Regions from separate parts of the Homo sapiens genome. Here region 1 is linked to region 2. Evidence: read pairs that join two places in POLR2A ChIA-PET (ENCODE). Cell type or tissue: B cell. All regions are shown on one strand. Links, peaks and the distances in the headings refer to the core of each region. The heading gives the core; the rest is flanking DNA. Region 1 overlaps ZNF280C (zinc finger protein 280C). Region 2 has its middle 30 kb from the start of BCORL1.

Evidence for each region. Peaks named below come from ENCODE experiments on the same cell type or tissue, not always from the same donor. Only the 100,000 strongest peaks of a DNase experiment are listed, where the experiment ranks them.
Region 1: POLR2A ChIA-PET joins it to region 2 with 10 read pairs; 2 of 35 experiments call an interaction of 5 or more read pairs at or near these places.

Annotation. Positions count from the first base shown.
Region 1 is chrX:130,237,323-130,243,727 of GRCh38, reverse strand. ZNF280C (zinc finger protein 280C) reads left to right here. Exons shown (of 19, transcript NM_017666.5): 5 at 29-165; 6 at 4,035-4,146. Among named protein-coding and RNA genes, the nearest start is that of ZNF280C, 28 kb to the left of the region's middle. In B cell, for the core only: no CTCF peak of the experiment used is centred there; no DNase peak of the experiment used is centred there.
Region 2 is chrX:129,949,536-129,955,940 of GRCh38, reverse strand. No RefSeq gene overlaps it. Among named protein-coding and RNA genes, the nearest start is that of BCORL1, 30 kb to the left of the region's middle. RefSeq lists an enhancer at 2,363-3,093. In B cell, for the core only: no CTCF peak of the experiment used is centred there; a DNase peak (open chromatin) is centred at 3,100; H3K4me3 peaks cover 1,246 bases; H3K27ac peaks cover 491 bases.

The DNA of each region.
Region 1 (6,405 bases), core at 798-5,797, 290 kb before region 2:
CAATATGTTGTATAATTTTAAAATACAGGTATTCCTGAAATATTCAGGACTGCAAGTCAACGCTGCAGAGACCCACCATCAAATCCAGTGGCTGCCTCGCCTAGATTTCATCTTGTATCTAAATCTTCACAAAGCTCTGTTACTGTTGAGAATGCGTCTAAACCTGTAAGTGTTTATAAAATTACACAATTAATTCAGGGACACATTGGCTATTATAATACTGAGTTAAAATTGTGATCTGTCAGCCGGGCACAGTGGCTCACGCCTGTAATCTTTGGTACTTTGGGAGGCCAAGGCAGGCAGATCGCTTGAGCCCAGGAGTTCGAGACCAGCCTGGCCAACATGGCAAGACCACATCTCTACAAAAATACAAAAAATTAGCTGGGCATAGTGGTGCACCACCTGTAGTCCCAGCTACTCGGGAGGCTGAGATGGGAGGATTGCTTGAGCCCTGGAGGTCAAGGCTGCAGTGAGCCAAGATCATACCACTGCATTCCAGCCTGGGTGAGAGGGTGAGATCCTGATTCAAGAAAAAAACAAAAGCCAACACAAACAAACCCAAAAAATTGTGAACTGTCATAGCTAGTTACCATTTCAGTAGAAAAATAATCCCCATCTTTATGATATAACTCAACCAAAACCCAAAATAATAACTGCAGGAATTGTCCAACATATTAATAAATCAGCTAATATGCTTAAATACAGTATTGAAAACTATACTATCTAAATATGAGTGAAAAAGTATGATCAGGTTGGGCATAGTGGCTTACACCTGTAATCCTAGCACTTTGGGAGGCTGAAGGAGGTGGACTGCTTGAGCTCAGTAGTTCGAGACCAGCCTGAGCAACATGGTGAAACCCTGTCTCTATTTAATAAAAAAAATAAAGGCTGGGCGCAATGGCTCATGCCTGTAATCCCAGCACTTTGGGAGGCCGAGGTGGGTGGATCACCTGAGGTCAGGAGTTCAAGACCAGTCTGGCAAACGTGGTGAAACCCCGTCTCTACTAAAAATAAAAAAAAATTAGCCAGGCGTGTTGGCGCATGCCTGTAGTCCCAGCTGTTTGGGAGTCTGAGGCAGGAGAATTGCTTAAACCTGGGAGGCAGAGGTTGCAGTGAGCCGAGATCGCACAACTGCACTCCAACCCAGGCAACAGAGTGAGACTCCATCTCAAAAAGACAACAACAAAATAAAAAACTAAAATGTATTGCAACATGAATAATGCATAATGGCCACATTTTTAAGTTAATAAACTAAAACAAGTGTTCTTAAATTGGAAAGAGTGTTCTGAAGTCATTATTGCTTATTCTGAAATCATACTTTCATAGTTTAGCTTTAAAAACTTTTAATAAAAGTAATAGATAATGATAATACTTAACATTTACTGGCCTGTTAATATGTACAAGTCTTTGTGCTAATCTTATTTAATTCTTATGGCATCTTTATGAGGTAGGCACAATTTTTATTTTTTTATTTTATTTTTTTTTGAGACGGTGTCTTGCTCTGTCTCCCAGGTGGGAGTGCAGTCATGTGATCTCAGCTCTCTGCAACCTCTGCCTCCCAAGTTCAAGAGATTCTCCTACCTCAGCCTCCCGAGTAGCTGGTATTACAGGCACGCACCACCACACCCAGTTAATTTTTGTATTTTTAGTAGAGACAGGGTTTCACCATGGTGGCCAGGCTAGTCTCGAACTCCTGACCTCAGGTGATCTGCCACCCGCCCCCCCCCGGCTTCCCAAAGTGTGGAATTACAGACGTGAGCCACCACGCCCAGCTGAGATGGGCACTATTATTATTCCCATTTTATAGTTGAGGAAACTCAGGCTCAGAGAGGATAAATGATTCACTCAAGGACACACAGCTGGTAAATGATGGATCTGGTATTTCAATCCAGGTTAACCCAGAATTTTAAACATGTGTATACACACATCCATTTATACATTTAAGCATATACTTTATTTATTTAGAGACAGGGTCTTGCTCTGTCACCCACTCTGGAATGTAGTAGCATGATCATAGCTCACTGCAGCCTCCAACTCCTGGGCTCAAGCGATCCTTCCACTTAGCCTCCTAAGTAGCTGGGACTACAGGCATGCACCACCATGCCCAGCTAATTTGGCTTTTAATTTTTTTTAGAGATGGGGCTCTCACTGTGTTGCCCAGGCTGGTCTTGAACTCCTGGCCTCAAGCTATCCTCCATCTCAGCCTCCCAAAATGTTGGGATTACAGGCGTGAGCCACTGCACTCAGCCCCATTAAGTATGTACTTTTTAAATGGAAGCATTGCCTTAGAGCAGTGGTGTACCCTTACGGTTCCCTAAGTCTCTTTCAGGGATCTGTGGGATTAAAACTATTGTCGTAGACATTTGTGCTCTTCACTGTGTTGACATTGTAAAACTCTCCAAGTGACTGTAATGTGCAGCCAGAGTTGAGAATGACAGACAGATATTCTCGAATGAATTGAGAATCCTACATAAGGAAATTTTATTTAAAAATTTAAATCTATTTCATTATCTGTATCTCAGTTCTTTCAGGCAGGGAAGGAGAGTATTATTATTATCTCTTTTAAAGTGAGTATTATTATTATCTCTTTTAAAGATATAGCTTAAGGACACAGGCTTTGTAATCAGGCGGACCTTAGTTCTGATTCCAGCTCCTTCATCTGTAACAGGCTGGGTTGTACTGGGAACCTTAACTACGAGAAATTTTAGTTTACCTATTTATAAAATGTGAGATAATATTAGGTCTTTATTCATACTGTTATGACAACTATTAATAAAATACATGTACTGTGAAAGAGGCAAGTACATTTTAAATACATAATTATTAGTGGCTCTTATTTCAGTTGGAAAGGTAAATAACTTGAAGCTCAGAAGTGGCTTGCCCAAGGTAACATAGTTAAATAAATGGACAGGTCTTCTGAATCTCAGCCTCTTGCCTAGTCTGCCTTACTGTTACATTTGTTATCTTTCTGAAATATTTTATGAGACATAAGAAATTCCCAATTGGAGAATTATTTAACAGGTTGTTTGTTGAATAATGTGTCTGCTTTCCGAAATTGTGGTACTTAATTTATCAGAGATGTCACCTCAGAAAAGGTTGAAAGTGTTACCTTTATTCAGAGGAACTTCTGTTAACTATTTTTGGAAATTGCAAACGGATATTTTCCACTTTTAAACTTTTAAATAAAAAATATTTAGAGAAAATATTTACTTTGTGGTAAGATTGCACTTGGTTACAATTAAGTCATAGTCTAAAACCTAATCATCTCTCAAAGTGTAAGCACAAAACAAGCAAGCAAAATCTTTATATCCTCATTATAAAAGTATTGTGTAAGGAGGGATAGGTTAGAAAAGAGACAGGGAAGAATATATACTGTATTTTGATTTTCGTTTTCTGTAGATGGTTAGGGTGACATTAGAGTATATCAGTCAGGGGACCATATTAATATATATTTGATATCTATTCCTCATTTTTCACTGAACATTGTACTGGGAACATTGTTCTTTGTCATTGGGTATTTCCCAAAAACATGATGTTATGTGATAGTATCATTTAATTTATTTAGTCATTTCTTTATTGTTATACATACAGGTTTTCAATTTTTGCTATTATAAATCATTCTTCATTAAACATTTTCATTTCTTTAGCATAGATTCTTAGAAATTGAGTAATTGGAATAATTGGACCAAAGAATATGAACTTTTTTTAAAAAGCCCTTGATATAGATACTGCTAAAATTTCCTTGCAGAAAAGTTGTTCCAAAATATAACCTCTACTTTGCCTGTAATATTATTTTTAAATTTTAACATTTTATTTCAAACTAATTTTAGATTTACAGAAAAATTACAAAAATAATGCAGAGTTCCCATATACTCCTCACCCAGTAGATGCTAATTTTGGCAGAGACTAATAATTACCTTTGTGTTTTATACCATATTAGTAATTGAGTTATTAAGATTCTTTATAGTATTGACATACAGCTAAATTTATCTCTATAAAAGTTTATGAAACAAAATAATTATAAATTTTTACAGGATTTTACAAAGAATTCACAAGTTGGATCGGATAATTCTTCAATTTTACTGTTTGACTCGACCCAGGAATCACTACCACCATCCCAAGACATACCAGCAATTTTTAGAGAAGGTTTGGTTTAGCACTCTTTCATAAAAATTATAAAAAGAGACTTGTCGAATATACATATGGAATTGAATTTCTGTTTTGAAGCCCATACCTTCATGTTAAGTTTTTCATATATTATAACATGGAATAGAGCTAATCATTCCTGAATGCCTTTCTTGGGTGATATAGAAAATTGTATTTAGTGATAGAATGTTTTATTTATTTCTATTAAGTTGGCTAGCACATATTCTTTGCACTCTTTTTCACTTGGAACCAGCCATGGACTGAACAATCTTAATATAATTTCTGTGAGTCAAGGAAGTCCCCTGATGCCTTAAATACTCTGCGAAAACAAGTAGTAATTATTTGGAAGACACTTAATATGAGAAAACGTGCATGGTTATAGTTGATTTCTCAATATGCTAATGTCTTTCTATTCAAATAAATGATGTGGATATGATAGTTAAATATGATTATAGAGTAGTATTGTAAAATGAACGAACTAAAGAAACAGTGATTTCCACATGGTAAGTACTCAGTAAATATACTTTGAAGTAATAATGGAAATTTTCCAATTGAAGTGTTACAGTTCTTTGATGTCCACCATAACAAAGTTCTTCATTAACCTAAAATAGTATGCCAATAAAGGAATTTTGTCTCATTGAAAAATTCCCTATAATCAAAGCAATTACTATTCTCTATATTACCTAGTTTGATATGTTTCACTAAATGGAAAGAGGAACACAATTTTTTTGCATATGTAATTATTTACTCATAAATTAGTATATAACCTTTACCAAACCAAAACAAAAAAATTATAGTCATATGAATGCCAAAAATATTTTCCCATTTTTATATTACTTGGTTTGATATTCACCTATCTAGGTGTCACTTATCTAGATAGTAAAATAGCCAAGAACCGAAACAAACAGGGAGATAAAACAGTTGTTTTAACTCGGGTTTTGCAAAGCACATGATCTTTATTCATGGAAAAAGTCTGAATTCTTGAAGCTTCCAAAGGGTAAAGACAGTGACTCCTACTCTCTCTCTAAGATTAATACAGCAGAGAGTGGGACTTTGTCCTGAATAGTAAATAGGATTATAGTTGATTGGGAAGGTACAGGTTTAAGCCTTTATTCTAAAGATTTTTGTGGCTTTTATCAAGTCATCTAACCTCTTTATACCTCAGTTTTCTCACATTATTAAAATACTTTCATTTTTCTCACATAAAGCATTTATTCTCCAGACCTGAAATGAGCCAGCCATTTGGATATTCAATTTTAATTCTTGCTCTCTTTATCTCAGGGCTTCTTTGAGGCCCAAATAAAATAAGTGGAAAGTGAAAAATGCATTATCAATTTTAAAGGATTTGACAATAAACAGTTGTTAGAATGATAATCATGCATGATAATATGTGCTATATGTTCAGAAGCATGATTAATGGACTCCTGTCTAAGATGATCATGGAGAGTTCTTAGAGAAAGTTGGATTTGAACTTGATTTTGAAGAATGAGGATAGGATTTTTATTAGCACAGATAAGAAGAGTTGAGGTAGGGAACACCGCAAGCCAAACACAACACAAATAAGTAAGCTAAAGGGTCAGAATTTAAAACTATTGAGCTCAGGTTGATTTTATTTAACTTAGATTCATCATGCTTAAAATAAGCATATATTAAAACAGTCTATTATCCAGCTGGTTATATAATCAGTTGCCTAGTCCAAAGTACTAGCACTCATTGGTTGTTAAAGTAACCTAAGCATCTCAGAAAAAATGTTAGTGATTACACAAAAATTAGTCTTAGGTGCCTTCAATATAGCTGGCAGTAATTATGTGCTTTGAGGATGGAAAAAATCATTTCTGTTTAAGGAAAAAATCATTTTTATCTCAAAGAATGAAACACAGATTTAACAGAGGAACCCATTAATGTAATACTTACTTTCCTGGCATATATCTACTCTACTGCTTCTCCTATTAATGTACAGTTGTGAGCTTTTAAAACACGACATGCAGTTTTAGAACCCTTATCACAAAGTACAATCGTATATTATTTTCAAAAATCACTTTTGCTGGGTCTGGTTATAGCCTAAATAGCCCCACATGTCTTGGGAATGCCCTGAATTATATAATCCTTTGGTCTTTAAGGTGGTGGCTCTCAAACTCAGAACTATCTTTAGCAATGAAATTCTTACTCAGATAAAATTTATGCAGAAATTAATAAAACATAAAAGCAGAGTTTCTTTATCTGACATACCCATTACATTTTCTAAGATAGACCCATTGG
Region 2 (6,405 bases), core at 738-5,737:
AGGAATCCAGACTTCCAGCCATTTTCTTTTCTCCTTCCTTCCTTCTTTCCTTCCTTCCTCCTCTCTTTCTTTCTTTCTTTTCCTTTTTTTCTTTCTTGTCTTTCCTTTCTTGTCTTTTTCTTTCTTTCTTTCCACAGGGTCTCTTGCTCTGTTGCTCAGGCTACAGTGCATTGGAGCGATCATGGCTTACTGCAGCCTTGACCTCCTGGGCTCAAGCGATCCCTCCACCTCAACCTCATAAGTAGCTGGGACCATAGGTGCGCGCCACCATGTCCAGCTAATTCTCAAAAACATGTTTTTTGTAGAGACAAGTTCTCTCTGTTGCCCAGGCTGGTCTCAAGCTCCTAGGCTCAAGTGATCCTCATGCCTCAGGTCTCCCAAAGTGCTGGGATTACAGGTGTGAGCCACCATGCCCGTTCATCCCTTTTTCAAGTCAAGTGCTGCCTTATCTACCCATCCACCTACACACCTGGCTTAGAAGCACCCCATTCAGGGCGAGGTCTTTCTATTGCCACCCATCCTTGGTGCTGGGCTTTGCACTTAAGAGGGGCTTTCAAAAATAGACACAAAGGGTGAGGGGCCATCTTTGGCTCGCCTGGCCAGGGACAGGATCAAGCTGCCCAGTTACAAATCTGTTATGTATATTCTGTGCCCTGGTGCCCTTCTTCCAAATCAAAATATAGCAGGCAGTGCAAACATTTATGCAAATGAGCCAGGAGCCCTCCTGCTTTCAAAAATAAATGATGGAGCCCGTATCAGTAGTTGCAGTGTGTCTTGGCAGTGTTTAGAAGGGGCCCTGTCCACCCCTTGCTAGTTCTCTTGGGAAGCCCAGCACAGTGAGAAGCAGTGTATCTTACCCCCCTCATTTCCCCCTCCCCTCCAATACTACAAACAGCCACAAACCACATGGCCCACAAGCAACTGAGATTTGTGGCCTTTGGAACCTCCCAGGGCAGGGGTCAGTCAGCAGGTCAAAGCGGGTGTAGGCATCACACAGTCCAGAGTCATTACTCTAATGCCCTCTGGGAGAGTTTCAAATCAATGGGCCTATTTGTCCTCCCTCCAGGGAGGACTGGGGGTAGGGCAGCGGGGGTCCATTATCAAGCCCATCCCCACAACACTGCCTCCAAGAAGCTCACCCTTAGCCTGGCATCCTGAAAACCTCACTGCTACCCAGAAGACAGAAACCGGAAGTGGGATGATGTCTGTGGGGATGGGCAGATAGGATGTCTCCTTTGCATTCTAGGTTAGGAATCTAGGAGTCTGGACTTTTATGTGGGAGTCTCTGTGGCATTTACAAAGCCAGCAGGGTGACTTTGGGCGCCTGTTGACCTCTCTACATTTTGGCAAATAGCCAGTTTCCAGCAAGACCATGCCCTGACCCAGTTGTCTCTGTTGCTTCTGGGAGAGTTTTAGAATCACTCTTTGTGGGAAAGAGGTTGGGTAGTATAGTGATTAGAGAGCTGGACTTGGGCATTGGCCAGACCTGGATTCCAAACCCAGCTCTGCCACTAACCAGCTGTGTGACCTCTTCAAGTTACCTTCTCTGAACCATAGTTGCCTTATCTGTTGAACGGGGATAATAATAGTACCTACCATATAAGACTGTTATTGGGATTAGTGTGCTATGTACTTGGCAGTTTGTGAGGGTTCAATAAATAGTAGTTGTGGTGGCCATTCTTACTAGGTTTGGTTGCAGGCAAGTGCTATTCTGCTGGTCCCTGTCAAGCCTGAGGCCCTTCTCGGCTCAAATCCCTCCCTAAGATACTGGAGAGATGGAATTCTTTCTGTCACCCCTCCCCTCCCAGCATTTGGGTCTTTTGTTCTGGGATTGGCCAGGGCTATGCCTAAAGTGCACCAAGTGTGGCTCTGGCCACAGGCATATCCCCTGAGGGGACTTAGCCTTGTTGACTAAAATGGTATTAAGTGGTCAGCGGGTGGCGAGGGGGAGACTCAGGGGAACAGTACCTCCGAAGACTCTAAAATGCATACACATGGTATCTAGGGCCAGGCTAGTGCCATGGCTCTAGACCCTAGCTAAGAGTGCATTTACAGAGGCTGCTTTGAGAATGTTTTGTGAATGTTTTGGCTGATTTACTGGATAACCTTCATCTTCAATGGCCTTGTTTAAATTTTACCACGGTATGGAATGGGAAGGAGCTCACTTTCCATTCCAACTTTTGGTGGCAGGAGTTGGTAGGATGGGAAGGGCAGCTCGCTAAGTGCTGGACAACATGGCCCAAAAACAATCTGGTTCAGCCAGAAGTTCACGAATACATAGGCCAGCTCTGCTTTTGCAGGGCACCTTCATCCCACTTTTGGATTCATCCTTACTGTTGAGTTTGAACTGCTAAAGGGAGAGAGACTGGGTCTCTCCTATCAGACCTGGAGCTCCCTGAGGTTGGAGATCTTGTCAACCCCACTGTACCGGGAACCTTCCGACGGCGGGGGCCGAGTCTCCTCCCTTTGGCTGGCCGTTCTCCAGCCTGGGAACCGAAAAAGCTGCCTCCGCCCCCGGAGCATGTCCCCCACCCATGCCCGGTGCATTCCTTGGTATTCGAAGCACCCGGAGGCTCAGCACCCGCGGCGGAGCGATTGGCGCCAGCGAGGCCCGGAAGGATGCTTCGGGGCCCGAACTCCCCAGACCTCCGGCTGGGCAGGGGAGGGGGAAGCTGCCGGCTGCCCGAGGAGGGAGGGGCCACGTGGTTGTGGGGAGCTGCAGAGGGGTGCCCCCGGGTCCGTCCAGGCCCTTTTGTCTGTCCCCTGCGCCGAAGCCCCCTCCCCAAAGTGGGCTGGCTGCCGGGGAGGAGGGAGGCCCCGGTGGGCGTGGGGGGGTGGTGCGGAGGGGAAGGGGAGAGTAAACGAGCACTATGGGGGCTGGGAGAGGCTGGAGGGGTGGAGGGCCAGAGGCTGCGCCAGAGAGAAGCGGCTGGAACTGCCCGAGAAGGCCAGGAGGAAAAAGCGGAGGAAGGAAACCCATCCTGCCCCCAACAAGCGAGTGTCTCCTGTTACCAACCGAAAGGTGCTGCCTCAGGAAGAGGTGATCGGAGCCGTTGAGAGCAAGCGGTCACGTGAGCCGAAGAGGCAGAGAGAGAGAGAGAGAGAGAGAGAGAGAGAGAGAGAGAGAGAGAGAGAGAGAGAGCGAGCGAGTGAGCGAGCGCGCAGAGAGGCAGCGCGAGAGAAAGCCGACGGACAGACCGACAGACAAAGAGCCCAAGAGGGAGGCCAGCGTGGACCGCGAGAGAAAGGAGAGCGGGAGGGAGGAGGGGAGGGCGGCCCGGCTCTCCTCTTCCCTTTCCTTATTTTCCCCAGTCTCAACTCTCTGGCCTCACACTTGGGGGACCCAGTGACCGAATGGGGGCCAGAGAGCCCGTCCTCCGGCAGAAGGAGCCCTTTATTCTCGCTATCTCACTCTGCCCAGGCAGCTAGTTTTGACGCTTCCCCACTCCTGAAACGACCAGTGGGGCTGTAATTGGGCCTGGTTAATACCCCTTTTTAGCTTGCAAAATACAAGCAATTCCCTGTTATCCACAGGGGGCTTCCCCAGGGCCTCTGGAATCTGGAATCTCCAGGACCCTACAGTCCCCCACTCCAAGCCTTCTGGGAGTTGGGGCCCTGGGTAGGCCCCATTCCACTCTGTCCGTTTCACTGGGCAACAACAAATGAGGCTGGCGGAGGAGTCCACTGTACTAGGTCCAAGAAGCTGCTGAGATGGGCCAAACGGCTGAGCTGCCTTCTGGAAGCTTTTACTCTAGAGGGAGAGGAGGTCACGGACAGACAGAAAAGGCTGACAGTGGAAGGGTCTGTGCCCTGTGCTAGCAAAATGCCAGAGGGAGTATGGAGAAAGGAGAAATGACAGGAACTAGAAGACTTCTTGGAGAAAGTAGGATTTGGGCAGGCCTTGAAGGCTGAGAGCTCTGGAACCCAAGGGCCGTAGGGGCAGGTGGAAGGATTATTCAGGGGAGAAAGACTGGAACAAAGGCTGGCCGCTTCTAACAGGAACCTGAACTGGTTCTTAATTATAAAGGTAAATCTGTTGTTTTAAAACAAACTGGGGGCTGGGTGCAGTGGCTCACGCCTGTAATCCCAACACTTTGGGAGGCCGAGGCGAGTGGATCACCTTAGGTCAGGAGTTCAAGACCAGCCTGGCAAAACTCCGATTCTACTAAAAATACAAAAATTAGCCAGGCGTGGTGACACACACCTGCAGTCCCAGTTAGTCGGGAGGCTGAGGCAGGAGAATTGCTTGAACCTGGGAGGCACAGGCTATAGTGAGCCAAGATCGCCCCAGCACTCCAGCCTGGGTGACAGAGCAAGACTCCATCTAAACAAGCAAACAAACAAAAAACCACCACCACCACCAACAACAACAAAAATTGGGGCCGGGTGCCGTCAGAAGTTTGAGACCAGCTTGGCCAATAGGGTGAAATTTCGTCTCTACTAAAAATAGAAAAATCAGCCGGGCATGGTGGCAGGTGCCTGTAATTCCAGCTACTCAGGAGGCTGAGGCAGGAGAATCGCTTGAACCTGGGAGGTGGAGGTTGCAGTGAGCCAAGATTGCGCCACTGCACTCCAGCCTGGGCGACATAGAGAGACTCTTCCTCAAAAATAAATACATTAATTAACTAAAATAAAACAAATTGGATTGTAAACATTACTATTTTTCTTTAATTGCAGGCCCTACTGCTGGCCCATCGTTGGTGGTGATTACTGGGAATTGGCTATGATTTTCCAAAGTGCTACCAGTCCCATGAAAACTTTCCTCAGCCTGCTTTTTCCATTGAGGAAACACGGGCCAGAAGGAAATGAAGTCAGTATCCTGTCCCCTGTCCCCCTGCCCCACAAGGATAGGAGGTAGCCACCCACTCTAAGTAAGTATGGTCCAGGGGCACTGAGAGGTTTGCCTTGGCATTGCCTTTCTCTCTTGTCACACATGTGGGCTCACAATTGGAATCACAGGTTGGAAAGCCCAGTCAGGGATTCCAACTCCAGATTCCAGGTCCCTATGAGCAGGTCAGGTGTTCTTTGGGCATCTTGATTCTTTCCTATTGGCATCTTAATCATGTGAATCACTTTATCTGTTATTCCTTTTTTTTTTTTTTTTTTTTTGAGACAGGTTCTCTTTGTCACCCAGGCTGGAGTGCAGTGGCACAAACACGGCTCACCGTAGCCTCCACTTCCCAGGCTCAGGTGATCCTCCCACGTCAGCTTCCTAAGTAGCTAGGACTACAGGTGCCCACCACCACACCTGGCTAATTTTTGTATTTTTTTGTAGAGATGGGGTTTGTTATGTTGCCCAGGCTGGTCTCGAACTCCTGGGCTCAAGCTATCCACCCGCCTCGGCCTCCCAAAGTGCTAGGATTATAGGCATCGTGAGCCACTTGCACCTGGTCATGTTATTCTTTTTAGTTTGCAAAATTCAGTCAACTCCCTGTTCGCCACAGGGGGCTTCCCAAGGGCCCTGGGAATCCAGCATCATCTCCCTGAGCTTAGACCACTGTCCACTCTGGCTACCACTGGGCTGCACTAGGAATTGGGGCCTGACAAACACAGGGGTATTTCAGTGGGGAGAAGGACATGGCTACAAGCCCACTGGGTGGCAGCCCAGAACGTGGGGTCCCAAAGGCTAGGGATATCACTTGAGAAATTGCTGGCTGGGAGCCCAGGGCAAGGGGACCAAAGTCTTGTAGGAAGGCTGTAGATCTAAGGGCACCCTTCTCAACGTTGTAGTGAAAAACTGTTCCCTCACCAAACACCTTGTGTATACAAGCCAGTAGCGTCATCACGATCAACCTTTTTGTGACTGTTACTCATTTATTCCTTCATTCAGTCCTTTATTCTATAAACATCTATTCAACATCACTGTGTGCCCCTCTGTGCTCAGGACTGGGGACAGAGTGCCTCCCCACCAGGGGCTCTGGGCTTTACTGAGAAAGAGATCACAAATTCTAAGGAGCAAGAGAGAATGCTTCCTTTTATTCTTAATCCAAGGATTAATTAGATGAGGAAAGGGACTGTTGGGAAAAGGCAAAAAGCAGATGCTCATTATCAAAAGTTTAGAAGACAGAGAGAAGAAAACAAATATTTATTTTATTGAGACAAGGTCTCACTCTGTTGCCAAGGCTGGAGTGCAGTGGTGCGATCTCAGCTCACTGCAACCTCCGCCTCCTGGGTTCATTCGATCCTCCCACCTCAGCCTCCTGAGTAGCTGGGACCACAGGTGGCTGCCACCACACCCAGCTGATTTTTGTATTCTTAGTAGAGACGGGGTTTCGCTTTGTTGCCCACGCTGGTCTCAAACTCCTGAGCTCAAGGGACCCGCTGGCCTCAGCCTCCCAAAGTGTTGGGATTACAGGTGTGAGGCACCATGCCCGGCAATAATTTCTTTTTGAGACAGGGTCTTGT